Regions from separate parts of the Homo sapiens genome. Here all the other regions are linked to region 3. A link is a contact called in ENCODE Hi-C or POLR2A ChIA-PET data. All regions are on one chromosome and are shown on one strand. Each heading gives the region's core, a stretch centred on a gene start or an enhancer-like site at or near the end of the contact. The rest is flanking DNA. Distances are from core to core; before and after follow the strand shown.

Region 1 (3,021 bases), core at 519-3,018, 78 kb after region 3:
TCATTCCCATGTTCATTGGAGCATTATTCATGATAGCCAAGATATGGAATCAACCTAAGTGTCTGTCAAGAGATAAATGGATAAAGAAAACGGGATATATCTATGCAATGGAATACCATTCAGCCTTAAAAAAGAAGGAATTCCTGGCTGGGTGCGGTGGCTCACGTCTGTAATCCCAGCACTTTGGGAGGCCGAGGTGGGCGGATCATGAGGTCAGGAGACAGAGACCACCGGGTGAAACCCTATCTCTACTAAAAATACCAAAAATTAGCTGGGCGTGGTGGCAGGCGCCTGTAGTCCCAGCTACTTAGGAGGCTGAGGCAGGAGAATGGCATGAACCCAGGAGGCAGAGCTTGCAGTCAGCGGAGATCATGCCACTGCACTCCAGCCGGGGCGACAGAGCGAGACTCCGTCTCAAAAAAAAAAAAAAAAAAAAAAAAAAGGCAAAAAGAAGGAATTCCTGTTATTTGCAGCAACACGGATGAACCTGGAGGACATTATGCTGAGTCAAATAGGCCAGGCACAGAAAGACAAATACTGCATAATTTAACTTATATGTAGAATATAAGAAAGTTGAAATCATAGAAGTGGAGAGTAGAATGTTGGTGGCCAGATGCTGGGGCAGAGTGGGGCTGGGATGGGAATGAGGAAATGTTGGTCAAAGAGTACGAATTTTCAGTTAGACAGAGGGATGAAGTTCTGGGGATCTCTTGTACAGCATGGTGACTATAGTTAATAATAATGTATTGTCTACTTGAAAATTGCTAAGAGAATAGATTTTATAATGTTCTCACCACAAACTAAGTATGTGAAGTGATAGATATGTTAATTAGCTTGGTTTAATGGTGTCACAGTGTATACATATATCAAAATATCACATTGTATACCTTGAATATATATAACTTTATTTGTCAACTATATCTTAATGAAGCTGGGGAAAAAATCAATAAAAAGTAAACACACACACACAGGACAACTGAAGATCACTTTTTATTTTGTAGAGACAGAGTCTGGTTGTGTTGCCCAGGTTGGTTTCAATCTCCTGGCCTAAGTGATCTTCCTGCCTTGGCCTCCCAGAGTGCTGAGATTACAGGTGTGTGCCACCATGCCCAGCGGAATATCACTTTTACTTAGGAATATAGGTCAGAAATATTTTTTTAACCAGCAAATCAAATCAAACAATATATTAAATAATCAATTTAACAAAATAGGATTTAATTTAGGAATTCAAGAATAGTTCGAGCACTGGAAGAACATGATTTAATATTTTAAGAAATGGAAAGAGAATAAAAACATGATCATAATAACTGAAGCTACAAATTCAACCAGACACTTTTGCATTCTTTAAAACTCATTTAAGATAAAGAGAAGCTTCCAAACATGTTGAAGTTTATTTCCTACAAATCAATCATAAACATTTCAAATAAACACAAATTATTTTCATTAAAATAGAAAAAAGAAGAATGCTGTCTACTACCCCTAATGGTCAACAGTCATTGCAGGGAGTATAACAGATAATGTGGTAAAGTAAGAGAAATAAATATGTAGTTTAACTATGGGGAAAAGCCTGTTTGATATCCTTTTCTATTTTGATTATAAATGTGCTTAGGTTCTTCAAAAGACGTGATCTGAGAGTAGCACATATTAAGGTCATGTCTTATTACTACAGGCTGTTCCAGAAAGGCCATGGGGCTTTCTCTGTTTATGGGAACAGCTGAATATGATCAAAACTGGATGGGCCAAGTGCATAGGGCCTGTGCTGCCAAGACATGCCTTCAAAAATAGGAAGTGAAAATCCAGTCCCATGCTTACGTATCAAATATAGCATTGGCCCTCAAGTTCAAACTGCTAGAGTATACTCAAATTGCTTCATTCAGCTAATTTTGGGAGTATACTAATGACCAAAGGACACTTTACTATAAAGTGACATTTGTTAATAGAGTTCCAGACTCCAAAATGCAGTTTCCAGGATACTTGTTAACAGAACATAGGGTAACCTAATAATTCTACCACTTAGTCACAAACCTATTTAATCCAACATTTTTTCGAATTCATTTACTTAAGAAATTAGATCATTCATTACAATTAATTTGGCAAGCAAAGACAGCCAGCTGCTCAAGTGAGATCCCAAATTTTCTAACAAATTGAATAAACACTAATTTGTTTATTTGTTGATATGATTATGGAATTAGCAAAATGGCCTATTCCTCAGCATGAAAAATTCAGGTCCAAATTGTTTCATTGAGGCTTATTTCTGTTACAAGTTAAATGAAAAAGAGAATCTATTATTCACAAATTTTTTAAAAAAATCATTATTAAAAATAAAGACCATCTGAGCATAGTTTGAAACTTCTAACTGCAGGTTTTCACCTCCATGTGGTCTTCACTTTTTCTCTAACGTGGAGCCCACAGCATACTTTAAATGGCACTCATCCTTCTGAGACCTCTAGTCTCAAAGTGCCTTCCCCATATTATAAGAGTATTATTTATTTATTTATTTATTTTATTTAAAGAGACAGAGTCTTGCTCTGTTGCCCAGGCTGGAGTATAGTAGTGCAATCATAGCTCACTGCAGCCTCAAACACCAGGGCTCAAGTGATCCTCCTGCCTCAGCTTCCCGAGTAGCTAAGACTATAGGCATGCACCACCATGCTCAGCTAAGTATTTTATTTTTTGTAGAGATGGGGTCTTCCTATGTTGCCCAGGCTGGTCTCAAATTCCTAGGCTCAAGAGATCCTCCCACCTAGGCCTCCCAAAGCGCTGGGATTACAGGCATGAGCCACCACACCCAGCCAGAATCTTATTTTTATTTATGTATTTATTAATTTATTTTGAGACAGAGTTTCACTCTGTTGCCCAGGCTGGAGTGCAGTGGCGCAATCTCAGCTCACTGCAACCTCTGCCTCCCGGGTTCAAGTGATTCTCCTTCCTCAGCCTCCCAAGTAGCTGGGATTATAGGCACACACCACCATACCTGGCTAATTTTTGCATTTTTAGTGGAGATGGGGTTTCACCATGTTG
Region 2 (3,172 bases), core at 661-3,160, 100 kb before region 3:
AGTCAGGTAGCACCAGGTACTGACCATTTGCATTTCCATTGTTCCTATAGATAGGATCTCTGAAGTTAGGGTCATAAAGCTGTTGAAGAATTGATTTGCATCCCGCATTGTTCCCCTGTGTACTGTCAGTGGGTATTGAGATAAATGAAGGCAGGAATGGGCCTTTTTGATGTTTGTCACCTCATACTTACTCCAGTATCAACCAACAAAAGAAATAGCTGGTGACTGAATGAACAGAGGGCCAGTCATAGGAAGAATGGTGAACTGTGGTGGGAGGAATTTACCTGTCTCAGAGGGTAAGGGTTTTTGGTACATTTAAGCAGGACAATTGCAAAAATCCAAACAAAATTTTCAGACTGGTTTTCTAAACCTGCACATGATTCATTTAACTGACAACATTTAATCTGCTGCATCCCAAGCCCAAGTTAGTTCTCATTGTTAAGTCTGAATTGATGGATTCTCAATGGGTTTGAGGGATTCTGAGGAAAACTACAGAGGTTTCAGTGCAGGACACGATCTATTTGCAATGGTTCAAAATCTCTTTCAGTTCCTATATTCTGGTTACTTGGATTGTTGGAGATTTTACTCACTGTATTAAAGATCTGTTTTATTCTTCTTTCTTTTTACCCGAGGCTATACATTAAGACGTACCCTATATGTTCCCCTGCCCCTCGTCTACAGCTTTCAGCTTCTTCTAGCAGGAAGTTTGGTTTTGCAACCCCTCTTGAGTTGGACCCTTCTAAAGTAATCTTGAGTTTCTCATTCCAGCCTCTCCAAGGACCACATCTATTGTTTCCCTAGTTTACATGGGTTCTTTTTCAAAGAAAAACACTGGATTGGGATACTTCAATGAAAGAAGTTGGAAAACGCACAAAATACAAGCATCTTAAATGCTTCTAGATATACCCCAACTAGATGTACCAGGTTGAATTGGCTTAGCAGTAAACTATATGTATGCTCACCTAGTAATAATCCATGTGTTTCTACACTTAAGAGATCCTCTGGACTACAGAAATAAGATGGAACAGAAGCACTGTGGCATAACTATGAGTGTTATATGCTTTATGGCCACAAGATGGCACTATGCACGCAGTAAAAGAGGCAAAGTCAATCTATCAAAGCTAGGAAGAAAAAAAAAAATCAAGCAATTTAATAAGTTCGTGAGCAACACAAACTTGCAAAGGCCAATTCCTTCCTTCACTAATTGTGACCCTCTCAGATAAAGTGTGATACGCTTCAGAGTTGCCTGAGAAACGAGACCTGGATTACGGAAGTCTAATAAAACCCATACCACTCTTTGATGGTGAAATACAAAATGTCTTTCTGAAGGTCAGTCATGAGCCTTTGGTTCTATCAAAAATGCTGCACTTTGGAGGAAATGACGCTGGCCAATGGATTTACGAATAACACACTCAGCCTGCTGTGGGCTATCTTAAAGAATAGATGTTGACTTTTTCTGAAATATTAGATTCAACTAAGCATATGTTGAATTCTCACTATGTGCAGAGCCCTATTTAGTGGCTTTAAAATTACTCAAAGATGAGTAAGGCCCAGACCTTGCCCTCCAGAGGCTCACAATATAGTGGAGGAAGTAGTTACAAACAGCTTATTCTGAAAACCAAGACACTGTAAAAAACAACATATCAAAGATAGAAAGAAAATGCCAAGGCTGATTGGAGAGATTAATTCTTCTTTTGATTAATTTCTCTTTGTCATTCCCAATTCCTCCAAGTTGAAGGGGAAAGGGAATGTCTAGGAGCTCTTCTTAGACAGGTGGGCTTTCGATGAAAATTGGAAGTTAATATAGTTAGGATACGGTCCCCTCCAAATCTTAGTTGAAATGTGACCTCCAATGATGGAAGTGGAGTCTGGTGGGAGGTATTGGATGATGGGAACCGATCCCGCAGGAACGGATTCGTGCCATCCCCTTGGTGATGAGCCAGTTCTCGCTCAGGTCGTTCACGCGAGATCTGGTTGTTTTTTAAAAGCGTAGCCCCTCTCTCCCCTCTCTCTTGATCCTGGTCTCACCATGTGATACACCCACTTCGCCTTCCGCCAATAATTGGAAGCTTCCTGAGGCCCTCACCAGAAGCAGATGCCAGCACCACACCTCTGGTTCACCTGCAGAACCGTGAGCCAGTTAAACCTCTTTTCTTTATAAACTACCAGCCTCAGGCCAGGTGTAGTGGCTCACACCTGTAATGCCAGCACTTTGGGAGGCTGAGGCAGTCAGATCACCTGAGGTCAGGAGTTCAAGACCAGCCTGACCAACATGGCGAAACCCGTCTCTACTAAAAATACAAAAATTAGCCGGGCGTGGTGGCGGGCGTCTGTAATCCCAGCTACTCAGGAGGCTGAGGCAGGAGAATCGCTTGAACCTGGGAGGCAGCGGTTGCAGTGAGCCAAGCGCGCCACTGCACTCCAGCCTGGGCGACAGAGTGAGACTCCGTCTCAATAAATAAATAAATAAATAACCAGCCTCAGGTATTTCTTTATAGTAATGCAAAAATGAACTAATCCAGAGAGTAAGTAAACAGGAGGAAGGACCACCTAGATCAGAAGCTTACCTCACACAGGTGAGGGTGGCTAGCGGGTAAGGGATTAGAGGCGGTGAGCACAGCAGAAGGTGTGGGTGAAGAGGCAGGTACAGGCCACCCTGTGGAGGACTTGGAACAGCAGCTAAGGCTGTGGGACCAGACTCTTTATGCAGTAAAGAGCCACAGACAATTGTGAGCAAGACACCTTATAACCAGGTTTTAGAAAGAATCCTCAGCTGGAAGGAGGAGATTCTGCAGGAAGAGGGTGGGGGAAAGTTGAAGTTAACTCCAACCAAAGTCAACCTTAAATATTAACCTTTTTTTCTTCTGACTTTCATTGACTTTTCCGTGCATTTTCAGTGCCCTTTTCTTGCTGTAAAGTAAATTTTAAATATTATGTCAATAGGTCACAGAGGCAACAGACAGGCAAGGTATGGTTATGAGAAAAACATTTCCCTAAACAAAATTAGAAGACAGCATTTGATGAAAGATTTTTTTCCTAACTTGTGAGTTTGTTTACATAAAAACACTTACAAAATTAGTCAATCAAAATAACATGGAGTCATTTACTTAAAGAATTCCTTACGTTTAAAAATAAAGTACTTGAATATGGAATCAACCTAAGTGTCCATCAA
Region 3 (3,197 bases), core at 555-3,054:
TGAAACCACCTAAATGTTCATCAGTGGGGAAACAGGTAAATGAGATGTGATACATTTATACAAAGACGTACCACACAGTAATAGTTAAGGGAAAAAAATTAGATCTATATGTAACAACATGGGTAGTTCTCAAAAAAGTATGTAAAAAAGCAAGTTACAAGAATGAAATGTACTTTATAGACCAATTTACATAATTTCTCCTTTGAAACAATATCTATTTTCTATACAGACATCTATCTATGTAGAAAACAATTTTCATAACCGGAAAGAATACTCAGCAAACTCTCAGTAGAGGTGAGGTTACTTCTGAGGAAGGAATGGGGAGCCAGCACTGGGGATGGTGGTCAAAAAGGACTGGCTTAATCAGGAACATTATAACATATTCAAAAGGAGACTACACATTAATTGCTCTCTTAAGCACTGTTTTAAAAGAACTTGGACATAGGTAAGCCGAAGTATTAGTTTTTAAAACTGGTTGGGAACAATATGGGTATTTGTCATTTTCCCCCTTTGTATTTTTCTTCAGCTTTTCAATCATCCCCCTTCAAAATGCGCTTTGCCAAAAAATAAATAAATAAATAAAAGTTCAAATAACATGCTGCATAATATAAACATTTGCACCCAGGTGCACATGACCTGCTCCTGCTGCACTCAAATCATGTGGTTTTTATGACTGTATTGTAACACAAGTAAACAGTTAAGTCAAAATTAGATGACGACTTACGCATATAAGGCAGCTTTTCTGGACAGGGGAGGTATGGTGAGTATGTGAAGTTTTCCGGGAGATACGTTGTTGTTTGAACAAGATAATCACTTGAATTATTGCCTTCGGGATAATCTTGGAAAGAGAGAAAAGAGTTACAAAAAAAAAAAAAAGGCCTTTTGCTTTCTCCCTGGAATGAAATACGTCACTATCACTGGGAGAAAACTACAATATACAATCTACAGAAGTACTTAAAATCAATTATCTTTAAGGAACTAGAGAACAGCAAACTGCTGCGGGGAACAGACCTCTCAGCATGATTTCCCAAGAGACATCTAGAGAGCAGCACACCCTTATCCTTGCACACAGACATGGCAGTCCCACTTGCAACCATGTGAGAACACCTGCTCCCGTCCCTCCCCTGGCTGAGCCCGATCTACAGGGAGTGTGAAAGTACACCAGGGAATCCCCTCCACTATGGCACAGCCAGGGGTGTTCCAAACCGCTGCGTGCTGCTACTAGCATCCACAGAGCAGAGGGGTGGGAGTAATGTTTTCTTACCACCTCACACTGTAGAAACTGAGATTTACCCACTCAACTTACTTTTGTAATACAGCTCATTCTAAACCTTTAAGTTAGTCATTCCCAGCCTGTGGGCTGCAGCCCCGGGGGAGCCCTGGAGCTATTATTACATTAGGTCCATTATCTTTAGAGTCAGCAAATTAAACTGCATACAGGGCACCAAAGTCAAATGCCTGAGTTCAAATCCTTGCTCCAACACACTGTAGCTGTGTGATACAGGGCAGGACACGATGTAGCTTGCCATCTATGCCTACTTCATACTGTCATTTTTAAACTTCAATAAGACAAAATGTGTAAGGTGCTGAGAACAATCCCTGGCCCATAGAAATAGCTAATAACTGTAGCTATGAGCGATTAGAGATGAGCACCTGACCCACGAGACAGTCACAGGCTCAGGATTTTTGAATGTGGAACCAGAGAGATCACATTTCAGTCCCTTTCTGGAGCAAAGTTCTGAGACGCAAATCTAGAAACCATGACACACAGGTTTCCTGCTATGTAGGGAAGCTGGCCTAAGAGAATGACATCAACATGCAATGAGTGAAATGAGAGACGGAAACAGCTCATTAAACTACCGTCTGTCTCCTGGATCACAAACAATGTACTACAGAAAGTGAAACTCTAGCAGACACTTTAGGAAAATGTGAAGATATTCTTTGAATGTTGAGTAATCTGCTCCAATGAGAGACAATGTAGAAGCTAAACCCTCTGACCATAGGGAAATGAGAGAATCCTGCGAATTAGATAGGAAGTATGTGAGAGGAGCCAAAGAAAACTAAGCACCTCCATTGCACACCTTTACCTAACATCAATATTCAGTCATTGTCACAATGGAGTTGGTGGGGATGCTGCCTAGGAGTCAGGACAGTACTTCAGGGCAGAGACTCACGCCACCTGCAAGACTGCTGAATGAAAGAGGCCCTGCCACGGCTGCTAAGCAGAGGGTGTTGGGACGGGCAAAGGTTCCAGGCTGGGTATCAAGGAGGAAACAGAAGCCACAAGAGAAGGTCCAATTCCAAAGAAGTGCTTGGAAACCCCAGTTACAAATTTCACAGGGCATCAGTAAGGTGTTAAGGTAAATGCATTCCCAGAAAACCCCAACATAGTAGAGATCAATGATGGTACAACTGCTAAGGCCTATCCTACCAGGAAGTGGGAAAGCCCCAATGAGACAATCCTCCCCACTCTCCCTGGGCGAGTGCTGGAAAGTGTCTGACAAGGAAAATCTTCCAAATAACAAGGGGAGGAGAAATTCAGTGAACATTAATTGTTTTGTATGCCCAGTGACACCCCAAGACCACAGACACTACACTGGTAGCCCATGCTCAATGTATTCCCCATATGTCTAAAAGATTTAAAGATACCAAGCAAAAGCAAGTGTAAGGAAGTCCAATAAAGTTCTGATTCTTTTCCTTTTTTTTTTTTTTTTTTTTTGAGACAGGATCTTGCTGTGTCACATAGGCTGGAGTGCAGTGGCATGATAATAGCTCACTGCAGCATTGACTTCCTGGGCTCAAGTGATCCTCCTAGCTCAGCCTCCCAACTATTAATAGCTGGAACTACAATCATGCACCACCACACCCAGCTAATTTTGTATTTTTTGTAGAGACAGGGTCTTGCCAGGCTGGTCTCCAACTCCTCGGCTCAAGCAATCCTCCCACCTCAACCTCCCAAAGTGCTGGGATTACAGGCGTGAGCCACCATGCCTGGCCTGATTCTTTAAATATATATATCTACATATATACCAAAATTCTTGTTTTTTTCTTTTTGTTTTTGTTTTTAAAAAAAGGGCTTCTCTCTCTATGGGGACTCCTACCTTGCTAGTGGTAGCAGCAAGTGCAATAAGCATGAATTGGGTTTCTGTCACTCCCACCAAAACTGCTTAAGATTACTATTGTTATGAGTTTTGTGA

What was found. A loop is a pair of places that touch in the nucleus more often than their neighbours do. ChIA-PET counts read pairs that join two places held with the same protein, here RNA polymerase II (POLR2A). Pooled maps may share reads with other maps.
Region 1: a pooled map shows a loop between it and region 3 (2.5-fold over the local background). The contact joins two enhancer-like sites. A Hi-C loop is called at or near these places in 1 of 168 maps with a recorded cell type or tissue (PC-3), 6 of 37 single-sample maps with no recorded cell type and 7 of 50 pooled maps. POLR2A ChIA-PET finds 5 or more read pairs at or near these places in 2 of 52 experiments (GM12878 and Panc1).
Region 2: a map of naive thymus-derived CD4-positive, alpha-beta T cell shows a loop between it and region 3 (10-fold over the local background). The contact joins the promoter of DSG2-AS1 here to the enhancer-like site in region 3. A Hi-C loop is called at or near these places in 2 of 168 maps with a recorded cell type or tissue (Caco-2 and naive thymus-derived CD4-positive, alpha-beta T cell), 4 of 37 single-sample maps with no recorded cell type and 9 of 50 pooled maps. POLR2A ChIA-PET finds 5 or more read pairs at or near these places in 2 of 52 experiments (CD4-positive, alpha-beta T cell and activated CD4-positive, alpha-beta T cell).

Annotation. Positions count from the first base shown.
Region 1 is chr18:31,735,068-31,738,088 of GRCh38, forward strand. No RefSeq gene overlaps it. Among named protein-coding and RNA genes, the nearest start is that of SLC25A52, 24 kb to the right of the region's middle. Within about 2 kb of position 1,769, at least 2 of the 41 ENCODE cell types and tissues checked have a DNase peak (open chromatin) inside an H3K27ac peak, as active enhancers do.
Region 2 is chr18:31,555,001-31,558,172 of GRCh38, forward strand. DSG2-AS1 (DSG2 antisense RNA 1) reads right to left here and starts at 1,911. Exons shown (of 6, transcript NR_045216.1): 1 at 963-1,911.
Region 3 is chr18:31,657,252-31,660,448 of GRCh38, forward strand. It overlaps B4GALT6 (beta-1,4-galactosyltransferase 6), which reads right to left. Exons shown (of 9, transcript NM_004775.5): 3 at 725-838. Among named protein-coding and RNA genes, the nearest start is that of B4GALT6, 26 kb to the right of the region's middle. RefSeq lists enhancers at 1,493-1,622, 2,123-2,282. Within about 2 kb of position 1,805, at least 8 of the 41 ENCODE cell types and tissues checked have a DNase peak (open chromatin) inside an H3K27ac peak, as active enhancers do.